Regions from separate parts of the Homo sapiens genome. Here region 2 is linked to region 1. Evidence: chromatin loops called from intact Hi-C (ENCODE). Cell type or tissue: OCI-LY7. All regions are shown on one strand. Each heading gives the region's core, and the rest is flanking DNA. Links, peaks and the distances in the headings are about the cores only.

What was found. A loop is a pair of places that touch in the nucleus more often than their neighbours do. Peaks named below come from ENCODE experiments on the same cell type or tissue, not always from the same donor. Only the 100,000 strongest peaks of a DNase experiment are listed, where the experiment ranks them.
Region 2: it touches region 1 in a loop (5-fold over the local background); 28 of 110 quality-filtered maps call a loop at or near these places.

Annotation. Positions count from the first base shown.
Region 1 is chr1:13,800,608-13,815,678 of GRCh38, reverse strand. The region is part of intron 8 of PRDM2 (PR/SET domain 2); the gene reads right to left. Among named protein-coding and RNA genes, the nearest start is that of PRDM2, 110 kb to the right of the region's middle. RefSeq lists enhancers at 1,754-1,803, 10,835-11,607, 11,608-12,381, 13,155-13,928 and a silencer at 4,251-4,300. In OCI-LY7, for the core only: CTCF peaks have their summits at 4,096, 4,295 (motif pointing right), 5,746 (motif pointing right) and 8,269; DNase peaks (open chromatin) are centred at 4,298, 5,718 and 8,288.
Region 2 is chr1:13,746,001-13,761,071 of GRCh38, reverse strand. It overlaps PRDM2 (PR/SET domain 2), which reads right to left. Exons shown (of 10, transcript NM_001393986.1): 6 at 11,585-11,711. Among named protein-coding and RNA genes, the nearest start is that of PRDM2, 53 kb to the right of the region's middle. RefSeq lists an enhancer at 10,954-11,003 and silencers at 11,254-11,563, 11,514-11,732, 11,634-12,023. In OCI-LY7, for the core only: no CTCF peak of the experiment used is centred there; DNase peaks (open chromatin) are centred at 6,940 and 9,301; H3K4me3 peaks cover 3,240 bases; H3K27ac peaks cover 1,914 bases.

The sequences.
Region 1 (15,071 bases), core at 3,679-11,678:
CCATTAGTCCTCTCCTTTCGTCACTCAGCTAACTCGTACTTCTCTTTCATAGCCCAGCTGGGATGCTACCTCCTCCAGGAAGCTTTCCTTCTTTAACTCCTGGGTGGGGTGTTCCTCCAACAGGCCCCTTAGGTGTCCCCATCCCACCTGAATTAAAAGCCCAGAATAAGGTGTCTGCCTTTCTCATGAGCTCTGAGATCCCAAGGTCAGGATCTTTGTCCTGTTCATTGTTGCATCCCCAGCTTGGCACAATAAAAATAAACATCCGGCCAGGTGCGGTGGCTCATGCCTGTAATCCCAGCACTTTGGGAGGCTGAGGCGGGTGGATCACCTGAGGTCAGGAGTTCAAGACCAGCCTGGCGAACATGGTGAAACCCTGTCTCTACTAAAAATACAAAAAAAAAATTGTCCAGGCGTGGTGGTGGATGCCTGTAATCACAGCTACTCAGGAGGCTGAGGCAGGAGAATCGCTTGAACCCGGGAGGCAGAGGTTGCAGTGAGCCGAGATTGTTCCATTGTACACCAGCCTGGGCAACAGAGCAAGACTCCATCTCAAATAAATAAATAAACAAACAAACAAACATCCACTGAGTAAGAGTGATACATACAGGCTCACTGCATGTCCAGAACTGTGCTAGGTATTTTCCATACACAAACAATCTAACTCTTCACAAAACCTACCCAGGTGGATACTGTTATTATCCCTAATTTACAGATGAGGAAACTGAGGCACAAAGAGCCTGTCACCTGTCTACCTCTCTAGATGGAAGAATGGAAAGTGAGGGAGGCCTCTGGACAAGGCGGCCCAGGTCAGAGGAGGTGGGAGGCCAGGCAGGTAGGAAAGCAGGAGGGACAAACACGCCCGGAACCCTACCTGCTCCAGGTGTTTGCAGAGCCAGCTCTGCCTGCGGGAACAGGAGGCGGGAATGGAGTCCAGCTCAAAGCTGGCACATGGTAGAGCTCACATGAGTGGTTCTCAATCAGGGTACACACTTGGTAATGTGTGGAGACATCGTTGGCTTTCATACCTGAGGGAAGGGTGCTGCTACCGGCATCTGGAAGGTAAGGCCAGGGGTGCTGCCAAACCTCCTACAGTGCCCAGGACAGGCCCCCGCAACAAAGGTTTAACCAGCCCCAAATGCTGACAGTGTCAATGTTGGCAAGGGAGCCCTCAATCAATATTAAAATAAGCAAATGCATCAACAGACAAGCAAATGTAGAAGGTGCTGGAGAAAAGCCTTAGACAAGACTAAGAGACCTGCTGTTGTCACGAGTGAGCCTCCCCCAAGGGCCTGGCTCTCTGTCAAGGTCAGGGCTGCCCCTGTTTGAATTCCTCCCCTGCGCTGTGCAGCCAAGGCCCACGGTCAGCTCAGTCTACTCGCCTGTGCAAGAGTTAAGGAGGAAACGGAGGACCCATGCTTCATACAACTGTGCTCCTGACGGGCCACCAAGGCAGCTAGTGGCCACCCCCGCCAACCCCATTCTAGCTGGCTGGTGCCCCAGGAGACCCAACCTGGGAGGAGACAGCCAGCTGGGAGGCTGCTGGAGACATGGACTCCTGTGTCCTGTTGGGCAATAAGAAACAGAGCTGGCAAAGAGCAGGTCCCCTCCCTACGATGTCCCCCTTCCCAGGGAAATGTCTACAGTGGTGTAGCAAGACCAGCAGAAGCTTTGGAGACAGACAAGCCCTGCATCATCAGTATCCAGCTTCTCCCTTTCTCTGCTGTTAAGTATCCAAAAGCCAGATCAATCACACAAAAATAACACCCCGACCTCCCAGGCCTCTCTAGCCAGCCAGTGTGTCTCCGCTCCCTTTAGCATCTCTTCCGCCTGGGCTCCTGCGGATGCAGCAACCATAGCGTCTCCACCAGGGGGCGCGCCTCCTCCCCGGCTCAGGGCGTCCATCTGGGTGGAACGAGTAGGTCGGGGGCAAAACCCCTGAAGGCAGAGGCCCCTCTGCTACCCCTCATCCACTGCCTGGCCTAATGGAGGACCACGGCAGCCAACATGAACATGGCCTCCATGACTCCCAAGGACTTTCTCAGTTTTCTCTCTGAACCCTCCCAGCAGCCCAGGAGGTAGGAAGAACAAGTGCTTTTATACCCCTTTCACGGATGAGAAAACTGAGGCTCAGACGGATATGGAGACTTTCCCAGGCGAGCAGAGCCCTGGGCTTTCAGCTCCTTAGGCCACCATTTTGAAGAAACACCAGGTCACTAATTGGGTGTTTCCTGTTAGGACGGGGACAGGATGTCGTGGGGGACTGTCCTTCCTGATCAAGAAGTGCTTCACTGTCAAAGAACTCATGAGAGCACAGTGCCCCCAACCCCGAGATGTTAAATACCGAGGACCAAGGCTCCGGAATTGGGTGCTTCTCCAGGGCACAGTAGCAGTTAGCGCAGAGCCTCATGATTCTTGGTTCCCACCCACTAGCTGTGTGACCTCAGTGAGTCATGGACCTGTCTGAGTTCCAGGTTGATCTTCTGCAAATCGGGAAGACCAGTTTGGGGTTACAGTAATGATTAACTTTGGAGAAAGGTCTCCGTGCAGGGCATCCTGGCACTCCAGTAGGTATCAGCACAGTGTCGTGACTGCAGCAGTTGCGGTTGGTGGACTCATATGGAGAAGTCATCACCCCAGGAGGATGCAGTATGGCCGCTGGAGACCTGGGGGTGGCCTCTAATAATCCTCATTCTCATTGACTGTATGGCCCAGGGTAAGCCACTCCCTGTCGCTCGGCCTCGGAGCCTCGGTTTCCCCCTCTGTAAAATGGAGACAGTCCCTGCCAGCCTGCCAACAGAGAGCAGGGCTGGAAGCATTTTGGTGACCAGGATTGAGAGCACTTTGCTTTCTGGGAAGAATCCAGCACATGTGAGATGCTCCTAGTGGGTGTGACCCCAGGAAGCATCGGAGCAGGAGGTGAGCCAGGGTCCTGACTGGTCCTTAAAGACTGAATGTCAGGTAAGACTTCTGTGTCAACACTTCGGTCAGACTTTTGGCTCAAACTCCTGGGCAGGGCTCCAGACCCGCACACCCACTGCCTGCCGGGCCCCTCCACTTGGATGTCTAATGAGCATCTCACTTTAACACGGCAAAGTGGGACATGCTAGGGTCCCACCTTGCTCCCGCCCCTACCAGGCTCCAGCCACACTGGACTCTTGTCACTCTTCTCAGGAAATGGCACTGCCAAACGTGTTGTTGTTACAACTAAAGCCCAATAGCCCTTTTCTTCCTCTTCTATTCATTTTGCTGCTTCGGATTGGCCATAGACCTAGAAACCACACACATTTGAAGCAGGCACACCATCGAGCAGTGTGCTGTGATCATGGGGCCTGTGAGACCCCCCGCTGTGCTTACCCTAAAGCTGATCCATCTCCGGGTCCCTTAATTCTGCCTCCAGGTCCACACACCTCTCTCCACTCCCATTGCCACCACCCAGCACAACCTGTGGCATCAACACCTTCCACGGGGACTGTGGCAATTGCCACTGCACTGTCCCCACTTCGACGCTGCACCCTCCCCCCCACCACCAATCCATTCTCCACTAAGCAACAAGAGAGGCCTTTATAAGGACCACCGGACATGACCACGACACTGGACCACATCACTGCCCAGTGCAAAAGTGGCCCAAGCCTTCCCACACAGAGTGCTGTGCACCTGCTTGCGACCCTCCCAGTCCCCTCACGCACTCTGTGTTCACCCTGTGCACTTGTCTCTCAGCCAGGCCAAGCTCTTCTTACCTGGTTGCTCCCTGCCTGGCTTTCCCCTGCCCTGCCCTCCTCTGCCCACAGCTCCCTCCCACCTTGTGGGTCTCAGCTTAAGTGTCTCCTGAAAGAGGCCTTCTCTGACCTCCCCACCTTAGTGGCAACCCCAGCCCTGTTCCCATAGCCTTTGGAGTTCCCTTCTGTCTTCCTTCTGTCTTTCTGTGACTTTCTGGGCCTTTTGCTCACAGCTTTTCCCACAGCAATCACCTTGCCTGTCGAGTTGCTTACTCCTTCAACACTAGAAGAGGATGTCTTTGAGGGCAGGGACTGAGTCTTGCTGACAGTGGAATCCCCTGTGTCCCCAGGCACAGGACCTGGTACAGGAAATATTGGGTGGGTGGGTGGAGGCAGCCATGAGGGATGCCCCTGGTTTGCAGGTGGAGGAAACATGGTCTCAGGACCACACACCCTCCCCAGGCCCGGCCCCTGTCCAGGGATGGCAGAGCCCAGAGTCTCTGGCACAAGGACAGCCTGTGCGCTCCCAGCACTGCCTCCAGTTACAAGGGGATGCCCCATCAGCCAGCAGGGGGCGAGCACAGTGTCACAGGATGCTTCCTGTGGGTTATGGTGATGGCATGGTCACTGTGCAAGTAAGCGTTAACGAGCCATTGCCTCACTTATCCAGAGGCCCCTTAACCTTCACAATCCAGAGAACAGCCTAGAACGTTGTAGAAAGTCTGAGCCATCCACAACCAGTGCCCACTGATCTGTAAACTCTTTTTTTTTCTTTTGAGACAGAGTCTCACTCTGTCGCTCAGGCTGGAGTGCAGTCGTGCTTTCTTGGCTCACTGCAATCTCCACCTCCCAGGTTCAAGCGATTCTCCCGCCTCAGCCTCCTGAGTACCTGGGACTACAGGCACCTGCCACCATGCCCGGCTAATTTTTGTATTTTTAGTAGAGACGGGGTTTCACCATGTTGGCCAGGCTGGTCTCAACTCCTCACCTCAGGTGATCCACCCACCTCGGCCTCCCAAAGTGCTGGGATTATAAGCATGAGCCACCACGCCTGGCCCAGATCTGTAAACTCTGACAGAAGCTCACTGCATGCAGGCACTAAAATTCATGCCTGGGCCTGCAGCCTGTCCCTAAGGAGCACAAAGTCACACAGAACTCAAGCTTTCAGCCAGGTGCGGTGGCTCACGCCTGTAATCCCAGTGCTTTGGGAGGCCGAGGCGGGCGGATCACGAGGTCAAGAGATCGAGACCATCCTTGCTAACACAGTGAAACCCCGTCTCTACTAAAAATACAAAAAATTAGCCGGGTGTGGTGGCGGGCGCCTGTAGTCCCAGCTACTTGGGAGGCTGAGGCAGGAGAATGGTGTGAACCCCAGAGGCAGAGCTTTCAGTGAGCCGAGATCGTGCCACTGCACTCCAGCCTGGGTGACAGAGTGAGACTCCATCTCAAAACAAAAAAAAAAGAAAAGAAAAAAGAACTCAAGCTTTCACGTTCAGTGCACGCTGTTCTTACTGTACACACAATTCAAACGAATACGGCCGATGGCTTACAAGTCCACAGCCAATCAGAAGCAGCAAAATGAATAGAAGAGGAAGAAAAGAGCTGTTAGATTGAGGCAAATACAGAGTCTGTAGCAGACAGCAGACACTTCCCTGGAAGCGGGAAAGGAGGGCAAGTTCAAGGGTAGGGAAATACTATGTGCCAGGCCATGTATGTGCCATGATGTCCCGGGTTCCATGCATGCTTAATTTCGTCCTTGGGGAACCTGAGAGGTCGACAAACTTGAGAGAGGTTAACTGTTATAGATGGAACCTTTGTGTCCCCTGCACCCCATTCATATGCTGAAGCCCTAACCCCCAATGTGATTGTATTTAGAGGTGGGACCTTCAGGAAGTGACTGGGTTTAATGAGGTCATGAGGATGGGACATTCATGACGGGATTAGTGCTTGTGCCTTGTAAGAAGATGCGTGTGCTCGAAAAAGGTCATGTGAGGACACAGACAGAAGGTGGCAGTCTGTGAACCAGGAAGAGAGCCTCGACCAGAACCAAACCATGCTGGTACCCTAATCTTGAACTTCCAGTCTCCAGAACTGTGAAAAAAAAATTTCTGTCATTTAAGCCGCCTAGTCCATGGTATTCTGTTATGGCAGCCCAAATTTTGTTAAGACAACTTGCCCAGAGTCATGCTTGGTGAGATTAGGATCTGAACACGGGGTCTGGACCACAGCCTGTCATCTCTGCAGGTGACTCCCTCCCTAGGCGATGCATCCGTGGCTTTGGCGTCCACGGCCAGCCTCACACAGATGACTCACCGGCACCCACGCCCAGCCCACATCTGGCCTTTGAACTCCATTCACGCACTGACGTGACATCTCTTGGACATCTAGAAGGCCCCTTAAATCAGTTCCTGAACTTAAATTATGACCCCACCTCACGCCTGCCACTCCACCCTGCTCCTGTTCTTGGTGAACAGCACTGCATTTGTGCCCTGAAAGCCAGAGACCTGAGACTCAACACGGTCCCTCCGTCACTCTCTCCTGCTACACGTCACCTGCCACTGGCTCCATCGAGTCCGCCTTCCTTCCTCTTCTACCACTGTCGGGGACCACCTCTCGCCTGGAGTCCTGCAAGGCGCCTTCCTCACTGGACTTCTCACTTCCACACTGGCTCCCCTCCCATCTGTTCCACAGAAGTGTGACGGTCTTCCCAAAAGGCAAAACGGACCACGACACGCCCCTGCTGCAACCTGTCAAAACCCCATGGCTCCCAGGACGCAGTCCAAGTTCCTTGATACATCAAGTCCAGCCTGCACTGCCCTCCCAGCCCATCTCTCCCCTTCTGTTCTTGTTTACTCCAGCTAATCTGGGTAGACCCCATTTCCCAGTGGCCTGTAGCCTCGGCTCCTCACTAGATTCACCCAGAGAGGCCTGGGCTGCATGCCAGGACATGACATCAGGATCTCTGGGGCAGGATTGGGCAATGGTATTTTTAAGCTCTTCAGTGATTCCAACATGCAGCTGGGTTGAGAACCACTGCTCTGGAGATGCTTCTGTGGTCGCCCTCTTGAGGCAACATGGCCCTGGTCAGGTTCCCACACCGGCCCCCACACGGGCAGTTTCTCATGCATCTGCGACTGTCTGATAAAGGCAGGTCTCCCCAGGGGGCCGTAAGGTCTCTGATGGCAGAGCGTGGTTGAGTTTTGTTCATCATTGTATTCTTAGTACCTAACTGTGCGTGAGTGAATAATAGACCCTCAACATGTAAGGAAGGAAGAAATGAGCAATTCAAGACTCTGTGATATTCCCACTGCACAGCTGTTCTCAGACACCAAGAAATCTGTTCAGTGCAGGGGAGGGAAAATGGACTTACTATGCTCCCCAAGATGCTCCTCCATAAAATCCCGGCAAAATGAATGAGATACGTAGTCCTCAATCCTAGACATCAAGAAAGGGTTGAACAAGTTCAGCATCAACTGTTTTTTTTTTTTTTTTTTTTGAGACAGAGTCTCACTCTGTCGCCCAGGCTGGAGTGCAGTGGTGCGATCTCCACTCACTGCAAGCTCCACCTCCCGTGTTCACGCCATTCTCCTGCCTCAGCCCGCCACCACGCCCGGCTAATTTTTTGTATTTTTAGTAGAGATGGGGTTTCACCATGTTAGCCAGGATGGTCTCGATCTCCTGACCTCGTGATCCGCCCGCCTCGGCCTCCCAAAGTGTGGGGATTACAGGCGTGAGCCACCGCGCCCGGCCCAGCATCAACTGTTTTTAGAAAGCAGGGGAGTGTAGCATTACCTTGGTAAGATTTTCATACACAGTGGTTGAACATTTTAAACATAGTAGCAGGGTTGGGAGGAACCTGCTGTGTGCCCCACACAGGCTTTGCCCAGAAGTGTCTGGCCTCTGGCAAAGTGTGCTCTACTGCCTACTCTAGGAGGGAAATTTCTGGACATTTTACTTAGAACAAAAACTAATGGACTTTGAAAGCACAGGGGGATGTCATACACCATCCAATCTGTATGGACGGGGAAGGATTGGGCAGAGGGCAGACCTCAAACACCTGGTCCACTCCCGGCTCATAGGAAGGCTCAGAAATGGTGCCTCAGAGCATCGTCTCCTGGGGATCCTAATTTCTTACTTGTCAGAATTCCTTGCTAGTCTGAAGACAATGCAAGGGCATTATCTATACAATAGAACGTCTAATAGAACATGTCTAGAAATAGAACATCTGCTCTGTTCCTGGCCTCAAGGATGCATTCATTCTTTCATTCAGTCATTCAGATTTCCAGTGGCCCATTCTTGCCTCAGGGACTCGGCACAGGCTGTTCCTGGAACACTCTTCCCCCAGGTGGTCTTGTGGCTCACTCCCAGGCCCCCTTTCAAGTTTCTGTTCAAATGTCTCATTCCCAGTGAGCCTCGCTTAACCACTTTATTTGAAATCACAAATCCCCCTGATACTCCCCATCTCGACTCCCTTTTACTTTCTGAGTTGTGCTTATCCCCATCAACAGAGCTGCGTTTACTGGTTATTGTTTACTGTCTGTCTAGCAGGCTCCATGAGGGGGCGCATTGGAGGCTGGTTTGTCACGGAGGCACCTCCAGCACCCCAGCCGCTGGCTGGCATACAGTAGCAGTCATCTACTATTTGTCAGGTGAACGGTGTGTCTATTCTGTGCCAGGTGCTTTGCCAACAGGAGTTTTAGTGAATAAAACAAGTCAAGTTCTCTACATATAGCATAGTTTTACATGTCACTTAGTGTAGCCTAGAGAGGAAAGATACTCATTTCAGAAGGAGTTTGATGCCCGTACGAGGCCAAGACTCAGGCCTCCTGGCTCCCAAATGACCACATTCTTATTCAGCCCCCAGTGGTTTTGGATAAGGGAGAAATCCAGACACACTGAAATATACAAGAGAAAATGAAACTGAAGAAACAGGAGTGAAGGTCAGAGTGGAGGAGAAGACAGGGAAAGGTGACATGGGAAACGGCAGTGTGTGGGCTACGACCTGGGGTGGGGGGATCAATCGGTCCGGATACTACGCCTTGTGCGTTCCAGGAAGTGGGGACAGGAAGTGCAAAGGCCCTGAGGTGAGACCCACCAGGAATGTCTGAGGTGATGTGGGCAGAGGGGAGGGTCTCATAGGCCTTCAAGTGAGGTGTCAGTCAGTTGTCCTTCTGGGCAGAGGAATATCATGACCCAAAGTGGCTGCTGTGCTGGGCACAGACCGTGGGTTGACAGGGAAGGAACTGGGGACACCAGCAAGGAGGTGACTGCCACCATCCAGGGAGATGATGGTGGCCTGGACCTCAGGTCAGCTGAGGAGGCTGAGCTGAGAGAAGCTGTGGATTCCGGGTGAGTTTGGGGATCTGCTGATGAGCTGGATGTGGGGATGGAGGAAGAGGTTGGAGTCTAGCTGGTAGCTGGACTCCAAGCAGGACCGTTTCCATTCATCCCACATAGGGAGGACAGCAGGAGAGGGAGGCTTCATGGAGAGACAGTTTCATTTTGGAAAGATTAAATTTGAATCTAGACACCCAAGGGAGATGTCAGGTGGGCGGCTGAATGGAGATTCTGATGAGGGTGGAAACCCGGGATTGGTCAGCATCCAGGTGGTATTTAACGCATGTGACTGGATGAGATCACCAAGGGGGAGCGGAGACGGAGCGAGGGGACAGAGCCCAGGGATGGAGGCGGGATGCGGGGGACAGAGCCCAGGGATGGAGGCGGGATGCGGGGGAGCAGCTGGTAATGTGCAGAGACTGGGAGAGGGCGGTGTCCAGGTGGAGAGTATTTCAAGGAAGAGAAGGATTAACAGCGTCCACTGCCGCAGATGGGCCAAGGGAGATGGGACTGGAAACCAACCACTGCATTGAGCATCCTGGGGGCTGCTGATAACCTTGGTTTGATGGCTCCTCAAGAAGAGCCAAAACCCTGAAAGTGAGTTCAAGAGAGAAGGGGAGAAGAGACACTGGAGGCAGGAACCCAGAGGACGCTTCAAGAAGGGTGGAGGGAAAGGAGTTTGGGAGGGAAGGAGCTGCCGGCTTTCAGAGGACATGGGCTCTCCAGGGCTCCAGGGTCCCCACGTGGCCACGGTGCTCTTCCAAGCTCCCTGCCAGACCGCCATGGGCATCCTGGGCTGGGATCTCTGCCTGCCCTGGTCCCTCCTTGCACCTTTTTCTCACAGTCTTCAGGAGGGATCTCCTGGGACAGCCATACAGAAAGCTGGTTAGGCCACATCGCTGGCCGCAGAAGTCTTACACAACTCTCTAAATTCTCAGAGTGCAATTCATTTGAAGTCAGTGTCTGATATTCTGCACTTTTGCTGAAGGTAGGGGAAAGGCAGAGGGTGGGGAGATGGTGCAAAGGTAAGACAAGCCTGTGATGATGCTGATATTCCCTGGGGGCTGGGTGAGGGCCCACAGGTGGGAGCTGTGGGAGCCATCGGCCCTCAGCCACCTCCAGGAACAGTCGACATCCACTGCAGGACCCACCTTCCCCAAGTGGGAAGGCCCACGTGCTTCAGGAAGCCCCTGCCCATTCAAATGAAGCCCCCAGCCTGGGGGAAGGGCTGAGAAGACAGAGAAGAAAGAAGCAGGGCAGGAACCCAAAGGAGGATGGGGTGGGGATTCCAGAGCCCAGAGCTGGAATCCTAGCTCCATTACGGACTTGCTGTGTAGCCGCTGGAAAATGCCTCTACCTCGCTGAGCCATAGAAGTCTTGCCTGTAAAATGAGGATGTCAGGCAAGGGGGAAAAAAACATCATCGCATCATCCACTGAGCACTTTCTATACACCAGGAGCTACTTTGGGTAGTTTTTGGGAGCTCCTCAAATTCCCAGCAGTCCTGTAAGGCTGGGCCTGTGATGGTCCTGGTTTTACAGAGGAGGGTTCTGAGGCTCAGAGAAATAAAGAAGCTGGACACTCAAGTTCCCTCGGCCAAGTAGAGAAGCAGCCAAGATTTGAATCCAGGACCATTTGACACCAAAGCCCATGCCCCACTCCCTGACACAGTCCCCATAGTAGTGAGGATTGAAGAGTTGTTTCCAATATCCCAAAGCCAGGTGGGGGTGAGCCTTTGCCCATAGAGCAGCTGCATTGACCACTCAAGACTCTGGCAGTCTGTTTTGGGCTGGACCCACCTTTGCTCAGAGGGCACTGGAACAGAGAATCTCAAACTCGGGTGTTCACTGCAATCCCCTGGGGATACTAAACCGATCCTGATGCCTGCTTTCTATCCCAACAAGTTCTGATTTCGTTGGTTTCAGGTACAGCCCAGGCATTGGGAATTTTAAAAGGTGTCTTTGCAGGCCACTGGTCTAGATCCTTGTACTCAAAATGTGGTCCCCAGACCAGCGGCATCATTTCCCCCCCCGGAGCTTGTTGGTAATGCAGACTCTCAGCTCCCACCCACTCCAAGTCAGAATTTGCAGTTTAAGAAGATCCCTGGGAGAGGCATCTGCATGCAGACGCCGCAAGAGCATGGGGCTGGGGGACACCTTTAGCGGCGTCTCAAGTGTGGGCAGCATGCTAGGCTGCAGTGGCCAGCAGGGGCCCGTTCTGAAGCCTGGAGAGGAGCTGCTGCTTGATGAAGTTCTGTAGACAGTCTCCAAATGAGGGGGCCGAAGGGGAGAGAATGAACGTAGGCCTTGGGGGGCAGGGGTAAAGGTTTGACACCACCAGCCCAAGGAGTCGCTGCGGTGCCTTCAGGTGAGACAGAGCCCTTGAGTACAGCCGGTGGGGACAGTGGGGACAACACAGTTGACCATGAGGAATTAGTACACACTGGCCCATGCGCTGTCTTCATGTCATCCTCCCTTTAGTCCCAGCAGATGGGCTGTTATACCCTTTTTATGGCAGAGGGGACAGCAACACAGAGAGGTTAAGTAACTCGTGTACTTAAGAGGTGTGAATAGAAGGACAAAGGGAGGGAAGATTCACACCCAGATCTGATTTCAGGGCTGAAGTCGGCCTCAGCAGACACATTTTTCTTCCATCTCATCAGCCCTGAGGGAGGCCATGGGCCCACTGCTGAGCCCCCAATGTGGCCTCCACGCTCCCAAAAGATCAATCACGCCCCTGCTTTGTGGAGCTTCTAAGCCAGGTTCTGAGGTCCTCAGAGGCCATGAATTCCCCAAACCTGTTTGGGTTGAACTCTAAATACCCAGCATGTGAGAAGCTCGTAACACATGACCCAGTTGATAGGGAGGCTGGCCCGGCCTGGCCTGCAGTGACCTCGGCCCGGAGAACCTGCCCGCGGGGAAAGCCCCCGGCTGTGGCTGCCTCTTTTGCTGCCAAGACCCGAGAAGTGCAGGGGACCCCAGAGGCCACAGGGATCAGCCCTTCCCTTACAGACGAGGAAACCGAGGAGAGCGAGCAAGGCACTCGCTCACAGTCATACTCCAGGTTGTTCTTGGGAGCAGTGAGGAGACAGGACTAGGCTCACTGCTTATTTGGGGACATTGATGATGGGAAGAAGGGTAGTTGAAGCCCCCGAGGACTCGCTGAGGGCACTCAGATCTCTGTAACTGGCTCTACCCACCTGGCTCCCCCACTGGACTGGGAGCACCAGGAGAGCACGGTTGGAGTCTATTCACTTCTCACCCATCGAACCTGCCACGGGGCCTAGCAAAGGCTGGTGCTCAGAGAACGTTTCCTGAACAAATGGATGGCAAAGCCAGGCTCCTGGTGCGGTTCAACCCTGAAATGTGCCTGTCCATGCTGCTCAAGAACCAAATCCTCCCAGCGTGGCTTCCTATACGGTTTCTCTCATTGCCAAGGTCCCGCCCAAACCAGGGGACAAGGTCCCCATTTTTACGACAGTTCTGTGAACCTAACCCTACAGCCCTCAGGCCTCCCCAGCCCACCTTCCCCACTCCATTCAGCACAGGGGTTCAAGTCTGGAGAATGTCACCTCGGCTGGAAACACCGTCACTGCCCGTGACACGACCAGCCCGGGTGAGAGAAGCCCAGCAGGGTGGAGGAGCGGTTCCTCCAGCTTCACAGCTTCCTCCCTCCTCTGCCTTCACACCTCCCATCACACGCTCCCCTGCAGCCACCTGGTTCTAGGCTGCCCCAAATCCTGTCCCTTCTTTCCTCTCCTGTGGAGCTGAAACATATTGCTTTCTTCAAAAGGCAACTTCTAAGAGTAGGAGGGAAGCCAAAAAGAAAACACGAACACAAAGTGTGTGAAGACTGATGAACATATAAAAAGCAGATTCCCAACTTGGGAAGCAAGAGATGATGGTCCCTTATGAGATCCAGCAGAAGAGCCCTTTTTAGATGGTAAGATTCTGTAAGGACACTAAAGCTTCATTATTGCCACTGTTCCATCTTTTAAAGATGATCTAGGTCAAAGAAGTCAAAGGGATTACATAAACCCCAAGGACCAAGAAAAGAAGAGCTCACCCCGTGTGTGGTTTGGAGTTGCTGGGACTGAGAGTCTCAGAAGCCTCATGTGGCATCTGCCCTGGACCCAGAATTTCTAGAACATGATGCCTGATGCCCACACTGGACGACCCGGAACCGGTCCAGGGATGCTAACAATGAGAGGCAGCTGCTCCCTGTGGCGCCCTCTGCTCCTGCCTCGATGCTCAAGAAGCCTGTGGGAGCTTGGGGTTCTTTGCTACCCAAGAGGTCAAAACCAGCTTGTCTTGGGAGGCCTGGGTGTGCCTGGCTGACAGGGCGTCCCAGATGCAGGGCTGGCACTGTCATGGGAAAGGCACGCTCACTTGGTGCCTGAACGGGTGTTGTTCAACACGGGGATGACGCTGCCCAAAGGCCAAGGGCACCATGGCCTGTGGAGCTGGAGGTCTCATCCTCAGAATGTGCCCAGGGTCCGGGGTTGAATAGTAAAGTCTGCTCTTGTGCCTTCTACCTTTCTGCTCGTGATCCCCAAAGTCCTCAAACAGGCTGTAAGGTGGCCAGGACGGGACAGCTCAATCTACCTTACACACGAGGAGCCTACGGAGGCCTGCAGGTGTCAGATGACTCTGATCCTGGCTGTCTGGCCCCACCCTGGGCTGCTCAGACCTTCCCAGGATCCTGCACTCCATTTAGTTTGAGAACTGCTCAAACAGACACCCAGCCCAGCCAGGCACTATTTGGGGAGACCACAGAATGACGGCCAGGTGGCGCATGTGGAATGAAAACTCTCCCAGTGTTTCTTCCATGTTACCAGCATTTCCCGAAACCAGGTTCAGTGGAACTGGTTCCCGCAGACGCTGTATTTGTCCTCATAATCATTTGCATAATTGCAGCTAACATTTCCTGCTTACTGTGTTCCAAGCACTGTGCTAAGTGTTTGTTATGGAATAATGAATTTAATCTTCCCAAGAACTTTAGGAGACGGGCACTAGTGCATTTTACAGATGAGGAACTAAGGCACAGAGAAGTTAGGCAACTTGCCCAAGAACACACAGCTGGCAGGCGGCAGAACTGGGATGGAAGCCCGAGCCATTTACCTCCAGTGCACAGGCTTGTGAAACCAAACGGGCGTGTCTCTGCACAATTTCTGAGCCTTTCATGTGCTGACAGGCAGTGTAAATTCCTAAGAAGAGGAGACAGGTTGTCATCTACCCCAAACATATTTCCCTTAGTTATCTGATAGCCACTGACCGCTCACTCTGCCAGTTACTGTGGGTTACAGTGCTGAGCCAAGCAAACATACGCTGTGAACGCACAAGGGGAATTCTGCAAGGGATGGCTTTGTCAAAGCCTATCCCTACTTAGTTCCAGGAGAGTGGCCTCCTGCACAGAAGGGCCCTGGCCTGAACCCTCCCCTTGCCCCCTCCATAGGATGTCACTTCAGTCCTCGCTCACGTCGATGCCCCTGCCTGCAGTGCCCTCCCCACCACGGCCTCCTCTCCAGCCCCAGGGGGCACTACTGGAACACTAGGTACGTGGAGGCTTTTGACCCATCTGGTTTGACCTGGTGCTCCTGGAGAGGCAGAGAGCATGAGGTTTAGAGTCTGACAGTCCTAACTCCACCACCAGCAGCCTGAGCGGGTCACCTGCCCCCTCAGTACAGTTTCCTTTATGAAACGGGCCTAACGCCAACTTCGTATAGCTGGGGAAGCATTCCCAACTCTGCCTGCATGGTGCCTGGAACAGAGCAGGAGCTCAATGGAGTTCAATCCAGAGAGGCTCTTATGAGAGGAGACCCCCCCCAACCCTCCTTCAGTGAGAGCCGGCCCAGCAGCTGGTCACTCAAAGCAGGGAGTCAGTATGGGTACATTTAAGCATTTCTTAATTAGAAATAGAGGGATGTGTGTGTGTTCATCAACCTTTTTGATGGAGAAAAACACACAAACATGCTGCCTGACCGCATTTTAAATTCATGACCCCAAAACTCCGGTGG
Region 2 (15,071 bases), core at 2,806-10,805, 54 kb after region 1:
GAAACAAGACAGCTTTTAAGAGAGAAGCAGGTTTCTTGCACATGAAGAATTCCTTAGTGCCACGATGTAGCTATTTAGGTGCAGATCCAAACAGGCCCTTTACTCTTAACTAATTTGAAACCCACTTAATTCACTCCACGATGCAAAAGGAAAATATATGGATTTTAAGAGAACTTGTTACACAAGATGGTGAAACTGCTCATTTTTTTTTTTTTTTAGAAGTGTGCCAACCGGCCAGAGAACGGCAGTTACCACAGAATGTATTTTGCTGGTGCCCACCATTACAATGGGATGAACCAAAGGTTGGTGTGCCAGGAATGTTCCTATAATGTTCTCACTTAATGCTCACAGCAACCTTGTAGGGTAGGTAGCTCATATTCCCATTTTATAGACAGAAAAATTAAGGACCAAAACATGGAGAGTAACCCATCCGAAGTCACAATGCAATTAACTGGTGCAGCTGGTATGTGAATCTGGTCTCTTAATTCCAAAGCTATGTTCTGGTGTATCACAATAAATTCTGCATGCTGCACATCTCCTAACACTCAAGGTATAGCTGGGTCAGCAACTTTCCCCCTCTCCCCTCCAGCCAACATACACGCACACTCCAGGCTCATTTTAAACAAGCTATCCATTTTCAAAGTACTGATCAATCTGCATCTAATGCAAAAGCAACACTGAAGCCCAAGCAGTATATTCCCACCCACTAAAAAAAATTTTTAGGCAGGTTTTTTTTTTAATGTGCTTAGCATAGAAACTGAAGGTAGGGGGAAGCACAAGAATCATTTGCTATGAAAACAAAGTTCACCAATTCCATGTACTTTCTGACAATCACCCATGAGATTTATAGGATCCTGTCTTTAAAACTTAAAAGGGTCAGACAGAAATTGAGTAAGTATCACTTTTTCTTGATTTAATATTTTCTGCACTCTACTACAACCCCAAATTTTATCTTGGCATACAAACAGTAATTTACATTATCTTCTATCCTGAATTCCTGGATTTATAATAACTAAAAATAGGTATTAAGCTTACCACTCAAATTTGATCTTATCAAACAAGCCCATGACCCACCTAACAAGGGAAGGACACTGTGGATCACACCTTTAGCAATTAACAAAATTCCTAAAATCAAGTAGATTTGGAATCTTAAACCCCTGGTCCAAAAATCCAAGATTGAGACCACTGACAACATATGATATTTATTATTATTATTGATACTTTTTCCTTATTTTCTTGGATATCAAAGGGAAATTATAATTTCAACATTAGTGCTAATCCTACAAAAATTACAGTCCATCGTGTGTAAACAGTCAAGGAGATTGTTCCACATATAAAAGATCAAAACTACAACTATTATCATCATGGTGCTGCCCACAGCGTAAACCTGCTACAGAAGATTAGAAGACTTGGGACCCAGCTATGACCAACATTAACATCGTCATGGCAAAAGCACCAAGACAAGAGGTGGACAGTAGGAACTCTCATTTCTCACAGGCCCTTAGACATTCTGCTTATGGCCAGTAATCTCTTTATTCCAGAGAAGCAGGCTCTGATAATCCCAAACATGAAAGACAAAAATGTAGCCAACAGAACCAGAAAGGCATATCCTACATCTCAAACTGGCAACAGAATGAAAACTGAACCTGAGAGGCCAAATGGTAAAAAGAATAACAAAAGGCTCAGAAACTGCATTGTTGCCCATTCTAAACGGCATTGCAACTTCAAACATTGCACATAATTCCGTCTTGGGGTTCTAAACATGGGTGAACAAACCAGTTTGCCTTCATTTTTCTGGCATGTGGTGTTTCAGGAAATCTACAAAAGACTGCCCCAAGAGGTAGGTTTATAAATACAAGAAAAAAGATTGTTTATCGCTGTAGTTTTCATTTAAAAAAAAAAAAAAAAAGGGTAGGGGAATTTTAGCCTAAGCAATGCTGAATTAGTTTTCTTTTTAACCGGCCAATCCTTTGCTACTCTCCATAACTGGTAACAGACAGCTAATTCACTAAGAGTGAAATTAGTTTTTCATCATTCAGACACTGATTAAACTAACAAGAACATATAAAATTGAAAGTCATGAAAAGTATCAAATTAGCAGTATTTTAGATGTTATATTCTTATCTTATAAACTGTTATTTTTATATACCACACACACAGTATCATTATCTTATTCATTAGAATAAATCTCTTGCCTCTGAAACTATTCAAATAGTCTATTAAAAATAAAAAATGGTATGTACTTTTAATATATAAGCATCTAAAATAACTACACGTTGACTAGATTATTAAAACTTTCATCAAAATATTTTTAAATTTCAGGATCATGGCCACAGAAGCAGGAATAGCAAGCAGCTACAATAAATGCTCCAGAACACTGAGAATTTTCTAGTCTCTTACCCAGAATCCCTTAGGATATTTTCTTAATATACGCACCAAGTTTTAACCTTTTAAACAAAGTTACCTTCTCCTATTTTTCAGAGAACAGGTTAGAACAGAAAGAAAAATGCTAAAGACCTTTGAAAATTGAAAGCATAGATTACAAACTGTAGTTCTGCCTTGCCTACAGTATGTTTGGGTGGTTGGGGCGGGTGTTAACTACTTACTTTTTTTTTTTTTTTTTTTGAGACAAAGTCTCACTCTGCTGCCCAGGCTGGAGTGCAGTGGTGCGATCTCGGCTCACTGCAACCTCCGCCTCCCAAGTTCAAGCGATTCTTGTGCCTCAGCCTCCCGAGTAGCTAGTATTACAGGCTCCAGCCACCACCACGCCCAGCTAATTTTTGTATTTTTAGTAGAGACGGGGTTTTACCATGTTGTCCAGGCTGTTCTCAAACTCCTGACCTCAGGCGATCCACCCACCTCTGCCTCTCAAAGTGCTGGGATTACAGGTGTGAGCCACCGCGCCTGGCTACGACTTACTAAGTCTTAACAATCAAATAAAGTACTCTCAGTAAAAGTTCCAAGTAGAAAAAGCCACATTACATTTGGCTACAAACTCAAGCAGTTTTAAAAATTTTATATAGACATACATATTCTAAGAATCTATTGTGGGATAAAGACAATGAGGAAATCAACGCGTGCCCCTCCTTAGGAAAATTCAAGAGCACACATGGATAGGTTAGGGTGACTCTTTTCACCTTCTGGTCTTCTTTAATGCTTCTCCTCTGGTATGAGTCAAGCAGCTAGAATAGGAAAGCTTTATCAGCAAACAAAACCTCTTAGGAAGGTACTGCTTCAAATAGTTCATGTGCATTCCTCTTAAATGAAAGTTAAAAAAAAAAAAAAAAAAAAAAGCTATCCACCTCTGCAAATAAACATTTTGGCAAAACAAATAAAAAACAAAATGTCACCACCTAAAGCTGAAAAGACTAACAAGCATGATGTAACTCAATTATATCCACAAACAAATCAGAATTGCACTTACAGTTTCTGTAATTAATCTTTAGACTACACATTAATTAAAAAGCATGTTCATTGTCTATATAACATTCAGCTTAAGAAAACTTTAAAATGTGTATTTTTATTGGTGGAACAACCAGACTGTTAACCCAGTCTCAACACAAGACCAGTGCTGCAGAGCTGACAGCTAAAGCTTCTCATCAATAAGACAAAATGAAAGAGCTCTATAATCCTAAACTCGATCCTCTGCACTGCAGAGGGAGTTAGGCAAAAGCAATGTCTTACTGTGCTCTTTTGGTTTCAAAACTAATGCCAAAATAATATAAAACCTAAGAGAAAGAAAATATTCATTAGAAACTTAAACCAACAAATATGTCATTTAAAAAACACTTGAAAGACAATAGCTAGAAAGCAGTAAAAATGCAATCTGTGTTTTTAAAAACTATTTGGGGTGTTTGAAGGAATACAATATACCTATGCAATCCATAAATCTCCAAAGCAAAAACAGCTGAAGGTGTCACCATGACTGGTCTCTCCTACACCAAACACTTCACTTAATCATAGTCTTGGTATTTAGAATTAAAGTGGGCACTTCTTACAGTGAGCAGTGAAAATTCACCTTGGCTAGTTAGTAAAGCAAATAAAACACTGCAATTTATACAGTATAACTGTCCTACTTAGAAACATCATGCATAAAAACTGGATTTAGACAGACAGAGCCTTTTATTTAGGACCTGTGTGAACTCGGCCAAAGCACATAACCCCTCGGAGCATCAGTTTCCTCTTCTACAAATGAGGATATGGATCTCAACTTCGCAGGATTATTGGGAGGATTAGCTATGGTATACACAGAGCAACCAACATAATGCTAGAAACGAGTGTAACTGCTGTCATTGTCACCATCAACAGAAGTGAGCAATTCATGGCATAATGACATGATGTGCAAATAAGTGTCAAGTCATGACATATGTCCACATCAAAATACATTGTAATAAATGAATTCATCCAAGAACTCTTGTAATGTATGAAAACTGGTTTAATCTGGGTGGCAAAAAGAAAAACAGCTACTTGCAGTATTTCTCTTTTTCACTTAGAGAATAGCATTTTCAAGTAACTTTTGTTTCTCCATGTCATTCAGCTCCTCTAAACTATTTCAACCAAATTAGGAATATTAATAAAACACTCTGAGCCAGATGGATGGTCAAAATAAAACTTCAGGCCTGTACTTGGCAGCATGTGAAATATAAACAAGCCATCTGAATGCCAACAAAGTACCATGCCAGTCTACCTGAAACTTCAGCTTCAGTTCACCATACAACATTTAACTAAAAGAAAAGTCTATTTTTAACCTCCACAATGGTGTTCTTGGGATATTTATCCAAGCCCTCAATTCTTTTTTTTTTTTTTTTTGAGAAGGAGTCTCGCTCTGTTGCCCAGGCTGGAGTGCTGTGGCGCAATCTCGGCTCACTACAAGCTCTGCCTCCCGGGTTCACGCCATTCTCCTGCCTCAGCCTCCGGAGTAGCTGGGACTACAGGCGCCCGCCACCACGCCCAGCTAATTTTTTTGTATTTTTTTTTTTTTTTTAGAAGAGACAGGGTTTCACCATGTTAGCCAGGATGGTCTCGATCTCCTGACCTTGTGATCCACCCGCCTCAGCCTCCCAAAGCGCTGGGATTACAGGTGTGAGCCATTGCGCCCAGCCTCCAATTCCTCAATTCTTTAGAGGCAACTTTAAATACAAAGCTACACCCTGTACAAGCCTGTAATACCAGCTATTAGGGAGGCTAAGGCAGGGAGACAGCTTGAGCTCAGGAGTTCGAGTCCAACCTGGGCAACACAGAAAGACCCTGTCTCTACAAAATAAATAAACTTTAAAAGTTATTTTATTGAAAAATAAAATAACTACACCCTCCTCTCTATAATGCTCCCACGAACATTAGGTTTGAATGTCGTAACAGCTATCTGTAAACTGGAACATGAAATTGTCTAGGGAAAAAAAAACACTGAACGAGTTTAAAAAAAAACAATAAAAATTCATCATTTAGAAAAATAACCTAGTGTTCATATTTAAGGAAAACACAGGAAATTAGGTTTTTTACTTTCAAATTATAAGTGGATTTGTAAAAATCAACTAAAGTATTTTGAACTAACTATAAGGATCTTGTTACCTCTTTTATATAGTTTAGAAAATTTAATCATAATCGAACTTTATTTCTGTATTAGGCAAGTCTTACCTTCCAATTTACATATGGACAAGAGAACCAAAATAACCACCTAAAAATAGGGCACAGCATGGTTCCCAATACACTCAATTATGATATTTAAAACTTTTTAATCATGGCATATGTTAGGATTTTTGCAAATCCACCCACTAAAATACAGCTAAAAAATTTGCAAAATGCTTTGAAAAATTTACGTTAATCCACATAATTTCCCTGTAAACAAGGATAGACATAAGAATCAAAGGCACAAAACGAAAATACTGACCAACATTTTCATCTAAATTTGGAGCAATTCAGTAGCAGCAGCAGAACTGCAAATTTTTTATAATTCCCGAACTCCTACTGTTGAAAAACTACTAATTAAAACCGTACTGAGCTTTTAAAAACAGACCGCCACCATAACAGCAGCAGAGTTCATCCTGGCAGGCAACCACCAGAGACGGGACATTCAATGCTCAGCAAAGGCACCCTCAGCTAGGAGGCAGCCAGAAAGCTACAGCAGAGACAGGCCCCTCCAAGACTGACCAACCCAGAAACAGCTCATTTGTGTCTCATGCCACAAGCTTGCCAGCAAAAAGCCAGACACAGGAATACTGCCATGTCCAAGCACTCCACATCCTGCTCCAGCACCTGCAAACAGGAACCACAGGCCAGTGCCCTATAAGTCAGTGGGCACAGGACCTGCCCACCAGGCACCCAGTAGGCATAGGGCCCATCTACCATCATCCTCAGACACCACAGCCAGGCCTCTGTCATTCAGCTTAGAGCCTGAAACAGAGCTGCTGGCTGCTACGAAAGGTTAGGAGATCAAACTCCACGGAAGCCCGTCCACTCTCTGCTTTTATTAAATGTATTCTCTAAGTTCAACTTTAAATGGAACCAATGCTGTCACTTCTGTTGTTGTCAACTGCATGTAGGAGTGGACAAAAAGCTCCACATTATGTAGAAGAAAAGGCATGGGAAAACTGGTTCAAATTCTGACTGTGACACTCATTGGTAGGGTGATCTTGGACAAGTTATCCAATTTTGGAAAGTGTCCTTTTCCTTCTCTCCCACATCAACCAGAACACCCACTAAGTCTGACCTGTGCGTGGCTGTCATGAAACGGACTGGAGACTCCGCACTGGAGGAGGATGCTGCCTGCTGTAGTCATCTCTCTCATCTCCCCCACCAACCAACCCAGCCACTTGGTGCAGCGCCTGGCAGAAAAAGGGCCAATATATGTCCATTTGCAGAACTGAGTTTCATAATCCAAAAATACTCATGTAGGTTTCTACATGAGTAGAACTGCTAATAGAACTAGGTCCCTCTTCCTGGAGACCTCAGCCCCTAGAACTTCCTGTGTCACTTATGTCACAACCTCAGAATGGTCACCCCTGATCTCCCACCTACAGTCAGGCCATACCTCCTCCACCCACCCTGCAAAACACTACTGACATGACAAGGTTTACCTACTTCATCTGTTGGCCTGTACTCCCCACTCTCCAGAATGTGATTCCATGTGAACAGGGACCCTTGTCATTTTAGTTCTTTGCTGAAACTCCAGCACCCAGAATAGTGCCTGACACAGATGCAAGGAATACTTGTTAAGTAACAGAAGGGAAGACCATCCACACAGTCACAACTTCTCAGTCCCCAAGGTTCCTCTTGATGTCCTCCTCCTTCCTCTCTCTCTTCTGAAACATCCCCATCCTGCCACTCTTTCTACATAAAGGCTCCCTAGCCAGCCCAGCCCAGCTCAGCATCCCTTTTTCCTTCTCTTAGGGAGGGTCAATAGTCCTTACTGCCTATACCATCCGTGTTGCACTTTTTTTAGACTACCTTAGACTGAGTTATCTTTGCATGTGGCTGTCTTACCTCCCTATATTTTAAGTTTCTAAAGGCTTGTTATTTCGCACCTTTAGAGAAGAATTTCAAATATGTACAATTTCAAAAAACTTGAGTGTCGTCACAGTACCAAGGTTTTTAATTTAAACAATTCTGATCGTAGAGACAGATAAAATATTACTTTGCTAAGCTGATTATAATTTAACTGTTCTGTGGTGACTAAGAGTCGCTGAGATAAATACTTATAAGCTATAGCTGATATTCTCAGGCACTACTGACGGTTTTTAGGAAGGACTATCTGAACCTACTAACTGACCTTAAGGAACTTGTTCTTTATAATTCATTACCGATTTTGTAATAAACTTTCTGTCTTCTTCACTATCCAGCTTTCAGGTATAAAAACTTCTTGCCGCTATAAACTCTTCTCTCTTAATTTGCTGTGAACAGCGAGGTCAATAGGTTAGAACCTAAAATAAGGGTGAATCAGCACAGAATGAGGCTGTGACGTAGGAGGGAAGAGGGAAAGAAGAGACCCAGTGCTTATTTTGGGCTTACACAGGTGCTCCATAAATCCCCATTGATTAAATGAGTCACCAACTCAGTAGTTCCTCCGCAAGTAGCAGGGAAGTAAACGCCAGCCATGTTCTAAGGAGTGGTACTTACAGTTCCCAAGAGCCCACAGCTTCACAGAGCATGTTTCTATTATCTCACTTGCTCTTGACAACTTTGTGAGGTTAGGTGGCACAAGCATCATCGATATGATGATATTCATTTTTAAGGCTAGGGAAACTTCATCTCAGAAAGGTGACATGAGCTGTCCAAGATCGCACACCTGGTAAACGCCCAGGCATCCCGTCTTTTTCATTCCTTCCACTAAGCCCATTTGTAGAAAGCCACTGTTGTTTCTCCAGGTAAAAGAACTTCAGGTTAAGGCTCTTATGTAACTGAGAGAGCAGGGAAAACACTCTGCTATTATAATCTACACTCTGGAAGAGCATTTGCCAACAGTCATTGCTTACTGCTAACAAGCAAATTCAATTTCTCATTTCTCACCAAAACAAACAGGGGACAGAAATCAAGAAGATGAGAAATACTTCTAAATTTGACCGTTTCTATGCTATTTTATAATTATAATTTTTCTGTGGTTCACATTAAAATAGCCTGAAACACCTGACACTAAAAACCCTCCTTGCTCTCTACCTGAAAGATTAATCTATTCCATCTAAGGAACTTATTTTCCATTTTACAGAGGCTGCTCAGATATGTAAAAAGTGAAGCTCAATTACAAATCTGGGAATCCAAATTAAAGTCCAGTTTAAAATGCTGATGTATATCCATCTTTGGCCCATGGCAAAAATGCACGCTCCAAGGTCGCAGACAATATGAACTGTGTTCTCATAGCACTGCATTCTTTTCCTTCCTAACACATTTGTGTGAGTCATTGCCAATCAATGAATATTTATTGAGGGCCTACTACATGCCAACTGTCTAGGCACTGATCAGCTATTTACTGATTTAACGTTTGTCGGCGCCATAAGAAGAGTCGCCGCTGCTTTTTTGCTCATCACTGTGTGCTACAACCCAGCAGAGTGCCTAGTACACAGCAGGGGCTCAATAAACATTAGATGAATGAATGAATATGGGGAGGGGAGGGGAGGGGAGGAGAGAAGAAAGGTGATGAGGGGAGAGAGAAGGGGCCACTACTTTGTATATAAAGAAATCAGGGCTTTGCTCTACCCAAACACGCCTTATGATCCACCAGCGATCTGATGAATTCTGAAAGGCACCACATGCAATGCACAGCTGTAAGTATAGCAGCTGTCACGCAAAGGAGCTGAGGTCCAGAACTATGAAGAATTCAGCCCTTTGTTTTTCTCTCTGTCTCATAACGAAAATGAAGTCAAGCCCACTGTCAATCTACCTGTCGGCTCTATGTATTCAACATGCGGCTTTCAGCAATACTAAGTTAACACTGCCTCTGAATGACATTTATGTTGATTCACTCTCTGACATCACTGCCTGAAAAGATATTATTTAAATGTTTGAGGTCACACATAAGACCTAAACAGAACTGAGTTAATTAAAAAAAAAAAAAAAGACTCCATTTCAGGTCTTTGCAAGCTATAAATTGGTTTTAACTGAGTATTTAATTTAAAAGTAAAAAAGGTTTGACTCATTACTTAAACTCTCCAAAGTTTAAGTCTTAAAGAGCAAATAGGTCTCTTTAACCAGTAAGCTGTTAAAAACAGACTGTAAGTTCCAACAGAGAGCTCTGCATAAACATAAGTCTTTTAATTAATTAAAACCTAGGATTCTGGGTTATAGGCTGCCCAGAGTAGTACAAAATAATAGGATAATAAGAAATATGAACTATTTAATACGAAACACCAACAGTCTACGCAGGTATAAAAATGCAGCTATTAAGTTCATATATCACTAATAAAACAAAAAGTATATGTTCAAGTTTTTCCCCAAATCCAACCAAGAGAAAAATAAACAGATAAACAAAAAAGCAAAAGAGTAATGACATATGTTCTAAACATGCACACTAAAGTATGCCAAACAGAGAAAAGCGTTAAAGTAAGGTTGCTATTAAACTACAAATCTATTTAAGTACAGGAGTTAGTTATGATTAGTGGCACAGTAAAGAGGGTACTGTCCTCCCCATCTCCAGCCCCCTACAAATAACTTACCCGGAAGGCTGGTAACATTAGTTATAAACAAAATGAATACTAAATAAAGAAACAAGTTGAATTACATAAAAAGTTTTCACTACAAACAGTTAAGCACTAAGCCTAATAGCAATAAAATCCCAGAACTCAGTTAAAAGTTAAAAAAAAAAAAAACTGGGAATTTTCTAGACTCTGATCGTCTGATTCAGGATCAAAAGCATTTAATGCTCTGAAGCAGTGACTACATCACATTCAATAAATAGACAATGCATATTCAGTAATAGGCCTACTAACTGTTTCACGGGGGAATTAATTCTATTTCCATTTTGTGGTGACATACAAAGAATACATACTTGAAAAATCAGAACAGACTTCTTGCCTACATTCCTTAATGCCGATTTTAACATTTTCCCAAATCGAGTTTACGATATGATTTTATTTACAGTATGACTTCCACAACTCACTTTGCAATGTTCTGGATAAAGGATGGACTCGTTCGTTCAGATGACTAAAAAGAAATCTACTTAAGACCTAAGGAGAGCAAAAAAAAAACAAAAAAACAAAAAAACAAAAAACACAAACCTGTATTTGTATCAATAAGAAACTAACCATACTGTGCCTTGGCATATTTTCAAACTGGGATCTATGAACTATTCCCCAATTCACATTAAAATTCTTCATTAAAAAAAAAAGCCCCAACGTGTCAGTATGCCCACTGGAAATATGATACAGCCAACCAAACTATTTTCCTACCCAGAAATTATCCCCTCCCTTTTTAAGTGTGACTACACTTTACCTTTTGTTCGAAATCATCAGAAGTCGTAAAACTATGAGAATTGAGTCAAAACGACAAAACAACACGCTCTCTAACTTCCACATCCCCCTGGGCATCCTTTCGGAAGCCCACCGCACCCGCAGTCTCCCTGCCCTCCCCGCCGCCTCCTGTCTCTGTCTCTCACTGTCTCTGCCTCCCCCACTCCCACACCCCGACTCCGCGACCGACGCGGCCCGCGTCCTGCGCGGCGGGCCCGAGTCTGCGGAGCCGGGGCTGTCAAGCTAGCCGCGAGAAAGCTCGGGCGCCCGCCGTGCGCGCGGCTGCGGAGCGCGGCTTGGGGTGCCAGCGGGGGAACGTCCGGCCCCGGAACGCCGTCCGCGCACTTTCTGCCGCCCAGGAGCTAAGTCACAAGTTAAGAAACAGCCCGAGCGCGCGGCGGCCGTGATTCAGCAGCGGGGCCGGGTCGGCAGGGCGGGAGGGCAGCGATCGCAGGGCCCGAGCGGGACCGCAGGGCGGGAGCGGGGCCGGGGCAGGGCCGAGTCCGGAAAAGGTCACCGAGATGCCGCGGGCGCCGCCGCCCGAGCCCGCGACCCGCCTCGCGGTCGGGCCAGCAGCAGCGAGGGCGGCAGGGCGGCGTCCTGGGCGGGCGTGGCGCCGGGGCCGGGCGGGCGGGCCGGGGGGCTCCTACCTTTCCGGCTCTTGGGGGAGCTCCGCTTGCTCCGGGCGCTGGCTCGCTCTTCCTCAATCGCAGCTGCTATCTCAGGGTTGTCTTCCCCATTGTACCAGACCAGGAGCTCCTCGCCCGGCGCGATTGGCTGCGGGGAGAGAAGAGACAAGCGCCGGGCCAATCAGAGCGGCGGTTGTTGGCGGGGGCGGGGCGCGCACCGGGACGCGGGCGGGAGCGGCGCCGATGGCAAACAGCTGTCGGCGGCGCCGCGCGCACCCGGCCGGCAGGAAGGGCTCCCGGCCCCGTGCGGGCCGCGCCGGCGCCCGGAACCCTCTGCTGGAGGGAGGACCGCACCCGCGGCGTGGGGCGAGGGGCGCGGAAGGCCCGGTGACGGGTAGCGGAGCCCGGGTGCTGTCCCAGTTTCCTGTTTAAAGCCTCACGACGGCCCACGCACGAGAAAAAATAAAACATGGGCCCATTTTGCTCACGAAATCTAAGTCGAGGAGAAATGTAAAGCATAACTGAAAAGCGTGCGGTGTGGAAAGCGGAGTGCTGAAAGACAACGACTAGCGCGCGTTCCAGACCAAGAGCAACTTCAACAGGACAACGAGGAGGAACCACGCGCAAGCACTTACAAATGCGCCGCGGTTTCTATCCCAGAGCCGCCAACGGGAGGCCGCCCGGGGCCACCAACCTGCTCTGGTCCAGGGAGGTCCGTGCCTCGCCCTTCGGACCGGACATCAAACTTCCACATTTTAACTTTTAAATACAGCAGGAAGTATCTCCCATGTATTATGCTCCTAAACCATCACATTCTTAAGCCACGTATGACTGGAAGTAGTGAGGGCCACCATCAAATTGATTCCACCCAGAACAAGATCCCGAAGAAAAGATCCACTGAGTGCAAAGTTCACACCCCTAGAATTTGGGGAAACAGCCTATTGGTTTCTCTCACAACAAATGATCTGTTAAAAAAGTTACAAGGGTATCAATACAAGTAAAATTCTATCTAAAACCCACTGAATAAAATGAGAATCCGTGAGTCCAGCCTCATGTGAATGAATGAAGAAAGGAAGGAATGAACAAGTAAATAAAAAGGAAAGCTCTTCCTTAAAGGAGATCCCAACTAATCAGTAAAAAAGAAATGTTGGAATTAGAAAAGCGCCATTTGGCAATCATCACAGTAATGATTAATTCAGGCAAGAATCATAAATGGATGCTAAAAGTAGGTAAAAGTTTGAGGAGTAACAAAACACATAGCCTCAGAATATCTCCCCATAAAATATTTATTAATTACAAAAGAAAAAAAACAACACTTTTGTAATAAGACATACCAACATCATATGTCTCCTGATACGATGCACAGAAAACAGAGCATCACTTCTGGTAGATTTCTGCCCAAAATGCATACGTCGAATCTAATCATGATGAAACCATAAGAGAAGCTCAAACTCTGGGACATTCTACAAAATAACCAACCAGTTCTCAAAACTGAAAGGTTATAAAAGACAAAGACTAAGGTACCAGCCAAACACATAAGACATAACAACTGAATGTGGAAACGTTTTCTTTTCCTACAAAGACATGATTGGAACAATTGACAGAACCTGAGTAAGGTGTACATATTAGCTAGTAAAATAATGTGTTGCTGTTAGCTTCCTGATTTGGATCATTGCACAATGGTTATCCAAGAGAGTGATCCTTTTTGTTTTTTGTTTCTTTTTTTTTTTTTTTTTTTTGCGGGGAGGGAGATTCCACCTACGGTTTAGAAACAAAATAGTTCCTCACTTCAACATACCTTCTAGTCTAGATAAAGCCCCCAAAAGTGAATATTACTTCGTTTAATTCTCTGCAGAACTCTCACTGTCTACACAGTCCAAATTTAAAAATATTCTAAATTCTTTAAATTAAAACAAGGCAGCTGTTTCCTTGGCTCTCACCCACCCCTAAGAAGGCTAAAATCTGCCTTTTTCTTATTTTTGAACCAATACATGATTTCCCTTCTTGAACCAGTTAAATCTAACCAAAAAACTTACTTTAATATATATTAATAAATTAAAACAGCCATCAAGAACGCCTTTTGGCATTCTGATGAACTAATCTGTTGAAAGAACAGGCTTATGTTAAAGTAAACTGTTTCTAGATTGTGTAAATTCCAAATGTATACTTTCTCTATTTTTTTGTTATAAGTCACATATTGAAGTGGTATCAACTAATATTTGAAATGACTAGAGTTCTCAGAAATATGAAAAGTCTTCAAACCAATGCAAAAAAGAGCATGGGAAGGAGTGAAGACAAATGTATTCCCCATATATTCCCCCACTGAAATGGTATAACCAGAGAACTGGCTAGAAGATACCACCGGACATTTTCAAGATACCTCTAAGAATAAGAGCTTAAGTTTCCCTGTTCACTCCACTGCAGTTGTCAGTGAAGTGCTAACTGAACTAGCAACTTGGTGAAGTTAAATATCCACACAAACTCTACTTGGGAGGGCACTCATGTCCTAAGATATTCTTGTTGCTGCAAAACACACAAAGTAAAAACACACCAGAATCTGTATCACAAATCAAATATAAAATTTCTAGCACTGGTGAAGTGTTAGATCAAGAGGAACACATTCGTTAGCTGCTAAACAGCCTTCAAAATTATTAGCGGGCATAGTGGCTCATGGCTGCAATCCCAGAACTTTGGGAGGCCAAGGCAGGCGAATCGCTTGAGCGCAGGAGTTTGAGACCAGCCTGGGCAACATGGCGAAACTCTGTCTCTACTGAAAATACAAAAATTAGCAAGGCATGGTGGTGTGTGCCTGTAGTCACAGCTATTCAGGAGGCTCAAGTAGGAGAATCACTGGAGCTTGGGAGGTGGAGGCTGCAGTGAGCCAAGATTGTGTCACTGCACTCCAGCCCACAAGACAGAGTGAGACCCTATCTTAAAAAATAAATAAATAAATAAATAAATAAATAAATAAATAAATAAAAACAAGTAGTAGAAAACAAAACAAAAATTATTAGCAACTTGAAATGGTTATATTACGGAGCGATATATGCTTCGCAACTTTATATTAAAACAGCTACACCAATAGACCCTATGAAGAGGAAAAATAATAGTATTTTTTTTAAACCAAGGCTTGTTTTCTTCCATATTATAATATATTGGTTTTTTTCTTCTGTACTGGTTAGCATTTTTAAGTCAAGTTCAGAAGAAAAGAAAAACTACTCCCTTCAACAAAGGAAATATAAATCCACATTAAAAAAATAAAGTCAAAAGACCAAACAACCTCTTTTTAAATATATTTTAATATTAAAAAAATTAACAACAACAAAGATTTTAAACTCTTCCCACTTTCTCTTTGGGTTCAAACAGGTATAAAACCAAGAATCTGCTCCATATTCTCTCCTTTAAACATCAGCATATATAAAATAAAACTTGAAATTTTACCAAACAAATCAGGAAGAAGCAAGAGTTCTAATATTCCTTATACTGGGTAAGGAATATTAGAAAAATG